Linked DNA regions of Mus musculus: region 2 is linked to region 1. Evidence: chromatin contacts called from ENCODE Hi-C or POLR2A ChIA-PET data. All regions are on one chromosome and are shown on one strand. Each heading gives the region's core, a stretch centred on a gene start or an enhancer-like site at or near the end of the contact. The rest is flanking DNA. Distances are from core to core; before and after follow the strand shown.

The links. Hi-C counts contacts between places; a loop is a spot of excess contacts on that map. ChIA-PET counts read pairs that join two places held with the same protein, here RNA polymerase II (POLR2A).
Region 2: a map of heart shows a loop between it and region 1 (2.8-fold over the local background). The contact joins the enhancer-like site here to the promoter of Smurf2 in region 1. A Hi-C loop is called at or near these places in 18 of 37 maps with a recorded cell type or tissue (CH12.LX, T-helper 1 cell, T-helper 17 cell and 7 more). POLR2A ChIA-PET finds 5 or more read pairs at or near these places in 2 of 5 experiments (Patski and embryonic stem cell).

Annotation. Positions count from the first base shown.
Region 1 is chr11:106,915,996-106,922,602 of GRCm38, forward strand. Smurf2 (SMAD specific E3 ubiquitin protein ligase 2) reads right to left here and starts at 4,720. Exons shown (of 19, transcript NM_025481.3): 1 at 4,186-4,720. The coding sequence starts at 4,237.
Region 2 is chr11:106,965,724-106,972,231 of GRCm38, forward strand. It overlaps the pseudogene Gm8339. Among named protein-coding and RNA genes, the nearest start is that of Gm39424, 30 kb to the right of the region's middle. Within about 2 kb of position 2,113, at least 1 of the 3 ENCODE cell types and tissues checked has a DNase peak (open chromatin) inside an H3K27ac peak, as active enhancers do; it is heart, where a contact is called at or near this core.

The DNA.
Region 1 (6,607 bases), core at 3,470-5,969:
CTACTGCCTATCTGAAGAAACCTAGAATGCAACAAGAGAGCACTTAAAAGATGGGGGCTATGCCATTTTAGTTTCCTCCTCAGAAGCCAGTGAAATGAATTAGTTATATTCAATAGCAAAGACCTCAAGAAGTCACTATGGTCACTGGCATTATTCATGCTTAGAAACCTAAAAGATGCAACAAAGCTTAAAATTTTCAAGTCTTGAGTTAAATAAAGCACTCAGTAAAATTATATTTACAATACAAGTATATTTAAAGTGAGGTTTTAAAATTAATTTTCCTTATAGGTCAACTTAACTTCTCTACTGCTAAGGATTTTTAAAATTAATGAGAAACAGCATACAAAAACACTACATTTACAACAAGGTCTAAAATAAAAGTTCTGGATAAGTAATCTGTTATTTTAGAAACTACACTAAACTGTATTTTCCAGAATTTGATTTTCAAAAACAGTAAGGGTATAAAAATTTATCTAATTTTTTTACTATAACCAAATATATAGAATATTTTCAACTAAAATCCTTTCTTAATGTTGTAGGAAAGCCTATATTATATATCACACTATAAATTACACATATATAACCAAGCCATTCCTACTCTAAACACACAAACTAAAATTAATAGCGCTCCCAGATAGCCCATTTTAATGACCAAATGTTAATGTGTCATAAAAGCTAAAAGAAGTAACTTGATAGCACATACCATATATTCACCAATGGTTTAAGGAATCTCATTTGAAAATAAATTCGTCTCAACTTCTTCAACAATATCACAATTTACTAATGGGTGGATTTTAGTAATAGTCTATGGAACATATCCATAGTGAGCAGAGATGGGGGGGGGGGGGGAGCTGAGACAGGGACAGGCAGAGACTGGCTATGAAAAGAATTGTTAGCACCTTTCAGCAATGGGCGATTCTCCATTAAGGATATAATTAACTGCAGTTCATAAAGTACTGTGGAATCAAAGGTATTCCATAAATGTAAATTTTTAAATGGCTTTAACTTAAAGTAAAAAGCAGTAATCTTAAAACATCTTATAGCCCAAGTGTATTATAAACCAAATAAAAGTTCACTGTGGGATTTCTTTTCTTTAAGTTTTTTTCCTCGATTAGGGAGTCCAGATCCAAATGAACTGTTAAACACTTAATCTAAAGGTATGCCAAACATTTCTTAAGGTCTTAACAAAGAATCAACTTTTTTTTAAAAAACAGAAAGAGTCCTAGGTTAAATATTTTATTTGGCTTCTCAAGATGGACTGAGAAGTTGGGCACCAGCTCCAGACTAAGTCCTGGACGCACATCAAACACAGCCCTGTCATTTATCCAGTCAGTCAAAACAATCTTTTCCATCTAACCCTTTTATGTTTGTGTCCTAAAAAGCTGCTAATTGAATCCAGCTCTTAAGATCTATTTGTTAAAATTTATACTATTTAATTTGTAAATGACGAACAAAAATGAAAAAATGTAAGTTAACGCTCCCTGCAAAACAGGAGATTCCATCATATGCAATCAAAGAGACAATGGTTTTAGTGTTTGTCAGACTTTGCGAAAACTATTCACAGGCAAATTCCCAATAGTTTTAGGAAACTGAGAGTAGTTCAAACTGTTTTTACAATTAAGAGGAGAGGACAGATATTTAAAATTCTTCAGAAAAAGCTAAGTGTACAAAATCACTCTATAAATTTAGTCTAATGTATTTTCTTGCTCAGAAACTTAGTGTGATCTTTTTCCTCTCAAACTTCACTGAGGGGACGTTTCCATAGTGCGGTGGTTATAATGTTTACCTCACAAATGTCACTCATAAATCTGTATAAACTCTCATATGCAGGAAAAAAATGACAGATAAATATAAGAGCTACTCAATCACACTAACCAACCCTCAGAACACTGAGCTGGCTGAGGGGGGAGGGTATTTCCTCTCCAGCCTGATGACCTGAGTTGGACTGGGAAGACTCGTAAGATAGAAAAGGAGATCTCACCTTGTCCTATCCAGCACACACGTTCCATGGCCATCACACACACACACACACACACACACACACACACACAGTACATAAATGTACTCTCAGTTCATTTTCAGTACATCTTAGTTCATTTGAACTACTCTGTTTCTTAAAACTATTGGGAAATTTGCCTGTGAATAGTTTTCGCAAAGTCTGACAAATACTAAAACCTCAGAACTCATTTTTTAATAATTTATTTTTATTTTATGTGCATTGGTGTGAGTGTGTCAGATCCCTTGGGACTGGAGTTACAGACAGTTGTGAACTGGAATTTGGGTGCTGGGAATTGAATCTGGGTCCTTTGGAAGAACAGAGGGTGCTCTTTACTAAGCCATCTCTCCAGCCCACCTCAGAACTCATTTTATCCAAAGAAAACCCAAACCCCTCTTTTCTCTCCCATACACATATATGTGTGTATGTGTATATATATGTATATGTATATATGTGTGTGTGTGTGTGTGTGTGTGTATATATATATATATATATCCCAGAAGGAAATAAATAACATCCATTTCTGATGGCTTTTGCACACCTACACTCACAATTTCTTTCTGTAATTATTGACAAAGGCGTGCCTAATAAGAACATTAATATATAAACTAGAGCACCAAGGATCCTTTATAATTGTATTCCGCTGACTTCCCCCCGCCCAAATGAACACAATAAAGATGAAAATCAAAGCACCCCCCCCACCCAGTGTTAATAATACCTTGTAATTTTCCCTAGGGAAAAAAAGGCTTCCAGGTCAATACTATGTATATTTTTTAATTACTGGAGATAGAGGTGGTATGTGTACCTAAGTGCAGGTGCTTGTGGGAGGCCAGATGCATCAGATCCCCTGGAGCTAGAGTTACAGGTGATAGTGAGCCGAGGACCTGGGTTGGGGTGTTGCGACTAGAACTCAGGTCCTCTTAGAGAACAGGATACATTTAACTACTGTGCCATCTCTTCAGCCTCAAAAGTAAAGTATTTTACTCTGTAGCCAACATACATTCCAACTAAGTTCTCAAATACCAAATTCACTTCAAGCTACCTAGAAAGTACAGCCGATGGACTGCCGGTTAACACACAAACATTCAACTACAAAGTTCACCCACAGAAATCTCAAAGTTTAGTGTGGGCAAACATAATTACAGCTTATCCTTCGCTGGCGCAAATGCATATGAACCAACTACAAAATGCCGTCTTCTTCACCACACATCTGAATATAAATGTGGACAATTTACTTGCTGTGAATGACGTGACTAGCTAGCAGAGGGACAATAGTTTCAATTACACGCTTTAAACCAAACGCAATTTTTCCTTAAAAGGAGGGGGACGTTGACCACGGAAGAATATCAGAAGTGGCATCGTAAGCAAATTATACCTGTAATATGTTAACAACTCCCTGCAGCTGGGAACATTAAACAGTCTTTCCCAAATCCCTCTGAGCATTCCTTTCCATTTAGAAAGAGGGTGAGAAGTGTGGAGAGGACTAGTGAAAGTTAGCTTAAAAGTTCGTATGCGTCCAGACTGAGAAACACATTGCAAAGCAAGGGATTCTAAACCAGGTCTGGAGTTAAGACATGAGCAACTAGTTCTGCGGCCTACAAGGAACAACCCCAAACATGCTACCCTACAATCAAACAACTTCCAAAACACAGAGTGTACAATGAGCCGGGAGTCGTGGGATCAGGCAGACACGCCGGAAAAGCCAACCACAGTCTCGGTCCCTCCCTCCCAGAGACGTGCGTTTAAGGTGTGTGGCACTGGCCACAGAGGTTGGCAGCACTGGAGAGTAAAGGTTTCACTGCCGGGCATAGGTAGGTGTCCAAGTTAACAACCCGGGAACACAAGCACTCTCCCGTTAAGCACTCACTCCATGTTTAAGGAGTGTTTACCGCGCGCAGTCAGCAACTGGATTCAGTAATCCCTTTCCCGACCCCACCTGGGCAGGAGCCCAGGGGCTGCTCCTGTGACCCCAGGAAACGAGACTTCAGGACCTCAAATCCGCCCTCCACGGGAGACCCACGGGCCACACACTGGGCGTTCTGAAGAATTTCCCAACCCCAGCTAAGTGGTTCTCCAATGACTCCCTAAACTAGGCCTTCCCACGCCCGGATTCCCGTCCAACGCCACCACCGACCGCGACCCCGGCCCTCTGCTTGCCCACAGGCGCCACAGCCGCCCGCCCAGCTCACCTGTCAGGCGCAGCTTGACGGGCCCGTTCCTCCGGCCTCCGGGGTTAGACATGTCCCCAGCGGCGGGGGAGGTGGCGGCGGCGGCGGCGGCGGCGCTCGCGGCCGGCGGGCCGGCGGGCGGGCGGGCGGACTGGGCTGGGCTGGGCCGACGGCGAGGCGCAGAGGAGTCACCACAGCGGCCGGGGCCGGGGTCCGAACAGCCCGCGCCGCGGCCGCCAGGGCCGGAGGGTCCCGGATGTGCCGAGCGCCGTCGCCATGAGCCGCGGAGGGAGCGGGACGCAGAGCTCCCCCCTCCTCCCACTTCTGCTTCCTCGGCCCGGGCCACACAACAAAGCGGCAGCCGCGGCCGGCCGCGCCGCCTCCGCCCCGCGCCCCCGCCGCCTCTTGTCCTCGCGGTCCGCCTCGGTCTCCCCTTCTCGGTGCCGCGAGGCCTGGGAGCGGACGGTGCGAAGTCTGCTGAGGCGGGCGGGTGCTCGGCCGCTTCCTCCTCCGCCCGCCCTCTTGTCTGAGAGAACCCGGTCCTGGGGCCGCAGCCGCTGCCGCCGCCGCCGCCGCCGCCACTCGTCGGCTCCTGGGGGCGGGGAGGAGACGGGGGCGGGGCCGGCGGGCGGGGCGGGGTTGCGGTGGGCGGGGCCGGCGAGGGGGCGGGCTTGTGGGCGAGGTCTCCTGCGCCTGGGGCGCCAGAGGAAGGCCTGGCTCCGCGCGAGCTGCGGGCAGCGCGTGCGCCACGGCCCAGACTGGGCCCCGAACTACACCGCCCGGCGGCGCCGGCTCGATGGCACCAGAGGGGCCTACTGACCAGCTAGCTCACTGAAAGATCGCCTGTGTCCCTACAGGGCAGAATGCCCGAGTAATACTCCCACTGCGCGCTCTGAGAGGCTGGCGAGAGTAAAGTTAGACCCAAGTCCGAAGAATTAATTCGCCAAGATGCTATTCCCACATCGAACGCTCCAGCAAATTCCCAGGAGTGCTTAGCTCTGAGTATTGTAATTGCCACCTCCACAGGCTCACCTGGTGCTCCATATCCGGTTACCTACCTGCTCGATTCTTCCCCCAACCCTGCCCAGGACAAGCATAGGGAGATAATACAAATGCGGCCAAAGACTGTGAACAAGATAGGTGGATATAGTGTGGAAAGCTCACGCAGTACTGTATTTTGCTGTCCCAGGAGGAAAAAAGAAAATGAATAGGACTGTAACTCTGACGCGGTGACTTACAACTAATAAGAACTTATTCTGGACAAATAAATAATGCAGGTTGTTTTGGGATTTTGTTTTGCAAGGTTGGGGTGAGAGTGCAGCCTAATAGTGAATTGTATTACATCAACTGCAACACATTTTTATGCAGCCATCTAAATGGCAATTGTGGTAGCCATGTAACATGTCAGACTTTATATGTAATGCAGGGTTTAAATGGAGAATACAAGTTTTATGTGCACGCAAGAGTAATAATGCAAACTAAGGATAAGAGTGTGGATTTGTGCCGGGCAGTGGTGGCGCATGCCTTGGGAGGCAGAGGCAGGTGGATTTCTGAGTTCGAGGCCAGCCTGGTCTACAAAGTGAGTTCCAGGACAGCCAGCGCTACACGGAGAAACCCTGTCTCAAAAAACCAAAAAAAAAAAAAAAAAAGAGTGTGGATTTATATCCATGTTAGCTTTGCTTTAAAGCTGTTATAACATTAATGCCGTTTAAACTGTTCATTGAAGCCTAATACATTTTAATCCTAAAACATTGCAAATGGTGACTTAAAATCTACCAGTTAAGACACTTCATTCTCCAGGTGAAATCCAAGAGCGTTTCATCGGTCTAAAAACACTCCTACGGATTAAAGTGATCCCAAAATCATAAGTTCTAGCAGTAAGACTTAAAATACAAGGGACAGCTCTAAAAATTCAATCAAGAAATACTAAGTGCTTATTATTCACAAAGCAATGAACAGGGCCCTTAAACACTTCTTTGTGCAATGTAAGATCTGAAGGCTCAGGAAATAATTCCCACAAAAGTTACTGTGGCGATAGAACAATTGCTACATCACTGTTTCAAACGCTAGGCTGAGACAATAAACTGAGCAGGCTGATGTATGCACTCTTCCTTTCCCTGGTTCTTATGGCCCACACTTTGTTCCCAACCACCCACTAGCATAATTTGTAGCTTTGTATTGGGAAATGGAAGTTAAGATTTCAGAAAATGGTCGGAAGCCTAGCAGGGGGTGGGAGGGTGGAAGACTGTTGTGAGTTTTAAGCAATACCTTCACATATGTGGCGGCTCAGGGAAATGGGCATAGGTTCAGACAATTCCGTTTAGACTTCCCTAAGAATAATGCTTTTAAACCATTCAGTCAGGGCTGAAGAGATGGTTTGTTGCTCTTGCAGATAATCTGGGTTCATCCCAGCACCCACAAGCTAGCTCACAACCATCTATAA
Region 2 (6,508 bases), core at 863-3,362, 47 kb after region 1:
AGACAGACAGAAAAAAGAAAAGCGGAGAAAAGAAAAAAGAAAGGGAAAAAAGATTGGGTGGAAGAATACTATCAAGGCCAAGAAAATTAGAACACAAATAGGCTTTTTAAAAATAAAACAAAATGGTTGTCATGACATTTTCCTCAAAACTAATTAGGAATTGGGAAGCCCTTCTTTGGCTAGCTAAAATATAAGAACAAAAAATTTAGATAGTGTATTTATATATAAAGAGAGATAAGCATAGTCGTGTAGATTGTTTTATTATGTGTATGTGTGTCACTGTGGATGTGTGTGTGTGTCTGTATGTCTGTCTGTGGGTATGTGCACCTGAGTGCAGGTACCCTCGGAGGCCTGAAGATGGCGCCAGCCCCTCTGGATCTGGAGTTGCAAGTGCTGATCTGGATACCAGGAACTAAACTCAGGTCCTCTGCAAGAGTGATATTTGCTCTTAACCACTGGATCACCTCTCTGACCTCAGGTCTATAGAATTTCAAGGTCCAAACATGTGATAACCCCGAAGCATTCCTAATGAACATGTGACAAGTGAATTCATCTGGGAATAAAACAATAAAATACTTGACAAAGATTGATCTCAGAAATCCTAGGACAGTATTAAAATGATAACAGTAAAATGGCTTCCCGGGATATCCTGCTAGCATGTTCAGGTTGAGATGCTGAAAATCTCTGGGATATTACGTACAGAGGGAGGCCTTTGCGAGCTCAAAGAAACAGGAATGCTTAAATGGATCACTCACATATGACCTCTCAGCCAATCAAAACCATCTCTCCTGGCCTTTCTCCTGCCCCCAACTCCCCCAGGCCTAGAGGATATATTGTCTTACTAAGGCTTTGAGAACGTCTGGTATAGTGGTACAAGTCTTTAATCCCAGCACTTGAGAGGCAGAGGCAAGTGAATCTTTGTGAGTTCAAAGTCAGCCTGGTCTACATAGTGAGTTCCAGGATAACTAGAGCTATAGAGTGAGATCCTGTCTTGGAAGAAAAAAAAAAAAAAACAAAACAAAACAAAAGGAGACATGCACTGTGCCAGGAGCATCAGGATCCTTTCTTGCCTATGCCGTGACTGTTGTCATGAGTTAGAGATGAGGTCACGGATGCTGCAGGGATGTTTGGGGCCCTTGTTATTTTTTTTCATGTGTATGTATGTAATACATGTTATCCTGTGTCATAATGAGTATTATTCTGTGTCAGGGGAGTGTAAGAGTGTGTGTGTGTGTGTGTGTGTGTGTGTGTGTGTGTGTGTGTGTATAGACTAGAAGTTGATGTCAGATTCCTTCCACCATGGCTCTCCAACCTCAAACTATAATATTTTAATAAATAAAGGAAGCTACACTGCTTCATAATTCCAGGTCTCAGAAGCAAGAAGATTGCAAGTCAGTCAGGGAACTAGAACAAGATTCTGTCTTAACAAATCAACACCAATAATGAAGCCAAAGGCAAGGTCAAACAAAAATCAGTTCTGCAGACTCAGAATTCTGTAGCCCCATGATAGTGCATTAGCATCAATACTGTATATGAGGCCTAAGACCCAATCCCAACACCATCAAAAATAAACAAATGGAAAAGAACAGTTGCACACATGTCACCTGTGTGGGGAAGGGTGAGAAGGCTGTCACAACAGCAAGCATCCAAGCATCAGTAGAAAACCCACAGGAGGAGCTGGAGAGATAGCTCAGCAGTTAAGAGCACTCCGATCCTGCAGAGGACCAGGGTTCAATACCCAGCATCCACATGACAGCTCAAGACCATCTGGAACGCCAGTTCCAGACAGTCCAATGCAGTATACATTCAAATACACGAGCAAACATGCATACACATAGATGAACCTTCAAAGAAAAAGAAAGAAGAGAGAAAAGGAAAAAGAAACTACAGTAGTTTTCTACCCTAAAGCCACCAACACAACTGAGGGAACCAGGACACACAGTCACCGTTACTCTGCAAATAAGCTTACTCCAGGCTTTCTGATGCTATTTCTCACAGGAAGGAGCTTGGAGCTATCTCGCTTATGAATTTGTGTTGGAGGGGTGGAGTGACTAAGGAGCTCGGGCCGTTTCCTGGCGGACAGAGCACACTGAGCCAGCCTGGAAGCCTCAGGCCCCAGCCTGGCTGACCGGGAGCCAGAGTCAGCTTCATCCCACGCTTCCTGTCGGGTCCAAGCAGCCTGAGTTTCCTGGTGACCCTTCCCTGCACCCAGCTGATTCAAAGGCCTGGCAGGACCCGATGCCAACCTGAAAAACCAGAGGCAGCCAGGTTTAGTTCAGATCTCCAAACCAACAGACGAGTACTTGGCTTCTACATGTGAAAGTTAATAGCAAACATGTGTGTGACAAGCAGGGGAAGCCCCTTCAACTTCAATATTTGGGATGACACTCCATTTTAAGTTAACCAGCCAGTATGATCAAAACAAACAAACAAACAAACAAACAACAAAGGCAAGAGCTGGAAACGTAAAATGGAGCAGCCATTCTCTATCCCTGCCTTGGTTTTTAAGTTGGGGTCTCCTGTAGCCTAGGCTGGCCCAAGCTTGTCATTTCAAGCAAGCACTACTATATCCAGTGAAACAGCTCTCCTAGAAAACAGCTGAATGGTTTCCTTTTGTTTTCTTCTTTTTCTTCTTCTTCTTCTTCTTCTTCTTCTTCTTCTTCTTCTTCTTCTTCTTCTTCCTTCTTCCTTCTTCCTTCTTCCTTCTCCTCCTCCTCCTCCTCCTCCTCCTCCTCCTCCTCCTCCCCCTTCTTCTGGGTTTTTTTTTTTTTTTTTTTGAGACAGAGTTTCTCTGTGTGGCTCTGGCTGTCCTGGAACTCTCTCTGCAGACCAGGCTGGCCTTGAACTCACAGACATCCCCACCACTTCTGCCTCCCAAGTGCTGGGAGGCATGCACCACCACCCTGCCTGTGACAGAAAGCAACATACATATCACACATGATACGGACAGTTGTCTTATGAACACAAAATTCTGTCCCCATTTTACAGGTAAAGAAATGCTCAGAGGCTATGACAAACAGAGATGAGTAAGCTGGTTAGCGGTAAAGTCAGAACTTCAAGTCCTTCTGACCCCAAGATTTTGGCCCTTTTTCACCTCCCCTTCTACCTCAGCCACCAACAAACACCATCAAAGAAGGGAAGCCCCATGCTTCCTTCGAGAGATCACCAGAGGCCCTGATGTCATCTCACATCACAGCCGAGCCTCCTCCACTTGTCCTTCTACCATGTCCTGACCCACACGCTGCCCAGAGTTCAAGATAAACACAAAGATCTGCTCTTGGAAGAGGTGGTACATTAACAGCCATGGTGTTGCACACCCACAATGCCAGCACTTAGAAGCAGGAGGATGAGGCATTCAAGGTCATCTTTGTCTATAGAACACCTACTCGGGATGACAGGAGACCCTATCTCAAAAAATGGGATCAAGATAGTGAGTTCAAGACCAGGTAAGACTACATAGTAAGACCTTGTCTCAAAAAACAAACAAACAAACAAACAAACAAACAGGATTTTAAAAAAAGATAAAGGGATTGGGGACTGGAGAGATGGCTCAGCATCTGCACTGCTCAGTCCCCAGTACACACGTTGGTTGGCTCACAACTACGCATAATCCCAGCTCCAGGGACATCCTTTGCCTCTGGTCTCCATGGGCACTTGCATTAATGTGCACACACATGCATAGAACTTAAAATAATAAATAAAAGTAGCAAGGAGAACTGGGGATGTAACTTGGTGGTAGGGTGTTTGCCCACTATACACAAGGTCCCAAGCTGACCTTCAGGACAGAAAAAAAGTTAGAGAAGAGACGAGGTCTTCTGTTTTGTTTTGTGTTTGTTGTTTTAAGATTTATTTGTTTATTTCATGTATGTGAGTAAACTGTCGCTGTCTTCAGACATGCCAGAAGAGGGCATCGGATCCCCATTACAGATGGTTGTGAGCCACCATGTGGTTGCTGGGATTTGAACTCAGGACCTCTGGAAGAGCAGTCAGTACTCTTAAACACTGAGCCATCTCTCCAGCCCGAGAGACAAGGTCTTGAAGAGAAAATGACAGACCAGTAACTCAGTCAGGGTCAGATGTCCCTCTTAAAATACTGGAGACAGAGCTTGGGACCATTCTTCAACGCGCTCATATTAGCAGACCCTGCTTTCCCATGGCCTTCACGTATAGGTCTCGGGTCAACTGTAGATGCTAGATTAATGTGGAGTTGATCTGAAGCCTAGAGAAGAACTTGGCAAGAAAAGAGGCTTCATGTTTATCCAGTGAATAAATATATATCGAGTTGTGGATGTGAACACTTTCAAATGCCAGGCACAAGATAACATTGAGAAACTGGGGATAATTCATTAGGGTGCAGCGCAGACCGGAGCAGAATAAGTACGTATGTCATAGCTAAGGGGACAGCCACTGTTCAGCTCTGGCTGTGGGAGAGTGGGACACTTATTGCTACATCTGATTTTTCCAGAGAAGCCAAAATCCAGACTCTTTATGAGGAGCCCTTGATCTTCTTTCATGTTGTGAATTAATTTTTTTAAATTCTTTGAATTAAGTGAGGGTCAAATGAGACACACATGCCGGATGAACGCCACTCAGAGGACAAGGCTTGGAATGTCAGCTCTGAAACTGCAGGATGGCCCAGAGTTTCACATGTGGAACAGTGCGTTTGGCTCTTACCTGCTGGGCAGAGCCGTCCACAGCAAGTGACCAAGACCCAGTTCTCCAGCAGCCACGAGCCAACTCCATCTGGATGCATCCATTGGAGCAATCTTATCCAGTGATGTCCAAAGAGTGGGGGGTCACTGGCTGGGTTGGTGACATGGCGTCCAGAACTCAGGGAAAATGTATCTCTGGTTGAATTATCTGACCCTGGTGCTGGAGCTAGAGGCATGGAGACCAGACAACCCCTAATGGGGAAAAACAGTCCTTCCAGGACTATTTAAGGAGACGCCTCATTGTTGCGTGTGCCAGACTCAAAGAATTGAAGACCAGGCTTAGGTAGCACCCTTTTTAGCACTAATATAGAGTCTAAAAAGTCCCTGCCTTTCACCCAGTGGTGGTGCACGCCTTTAATCCCAGCACTCAGGAGGAAAAGGCAGGTGGATCTCAGTGAGGTCGAGGCCAGCCTGGTCTACAGAGTGAGTTCCAGAATAGCCAGGGCTACACAGAGAAACCCTGTCTCAAAAATAAAATAAAATACAAGTTCCCACCTTTCATCGTCCTATCCAACAGTGGGGACCTTTCGGCGCATCCCTCCCTGGCAGGTTATCTGTCCCCAGTTGAAGAAATTGGTGCAGAGCTCAGAGAGGTCCAGGTTCAAATCTAACTCTTCCCTTTGCTGTGACCTTCAGCTGGCTTTGAAATCCCAAGAGTCCTGCCCTCAAGCACAGCTAGTAGACGCGACTGTACAGTGAGGAGGAGGGGGGTCCTCTCAGTTTTTCTGCCCAAGAATCTATCTCTCTGGTCTCATCATGAGAGGATACCAGAACAGAACAGTATCGCTGACTCACAGGCTGAGGAGATCTAAGCACTCCACAAAACAGTGACCATGTCCTGACTCAGATACTGGGATGGGGAAGGAGGACACTGGGGACCTAGGTAGAGTCTGAGGTGCAGTTTACACATTGTGGGGAGCTATCCTGAAGCACTCACCTATAATCCAGCACTTGTGGAGGCAGGGGGATCTGGGGTTCAAGGTCACATCGGCTACATTATAAACTGAGGCCAGCCAGAGCCAGAGGGAGAGAGGGAGGGGAGGGGGGAGGGGAAGGGGAAATGGAACTAGAGTCTACTATGTTAAGCAAAATAATCCCGATTCAGAAAGACATTTTTTTTCCTGACACATGCAGAATCTATATTAAAAAAAAAAAAGGTGAAAAATAAACCTCTTGCTTTTGCATTAAAAAAAAAAAAAGGCATGTGTGAGTGTGGTAGTTTGAATGAAATGGTTCCCACAGACCCAAAAAGGCCCAAAAATTGTCCTTTGACCTCCATGTTCACATCACGTTGCACACACACACACACATCACTCACAAACATGTATCACAAACACTAAAGATTGTGGAGAAATGTTAAGATGACCACATATAGGCACTTTTTGACACTCCATTTTTTTTTGACATTCTATAGGCCATAGACATCATTTTCTTCCTCATGTTTGCAAAACCTAGATTAAAAAAAAAAAGACCCCCCACAGTCCCATAAATGACACTGTTAGGAGGTATGGCCTTATTGGAGGAAGTGTGTCACTATGGGAGCGGGATTTGATGTCTTATATGCTCAAGCTACACCCAGTGTGGCTCAGTCTGCTTCTGGCTGCCTGCAGATTAAGACATAGAACTTTTTTCTGGGTCACAAGAGGTCAGGCGACTATGGTAGTGAAGCAGGAGCCTCTGAGCCCCGAACTGGTCGTGCACCAGCCGCTAGCCTGTCCCTGTCCCTGTCCCTGCCCACCTCTGAGCTGGTCCAAGCCAAGCCCTGGGAGTGAGCCTGTTCCCAGCCAAAACGAAAA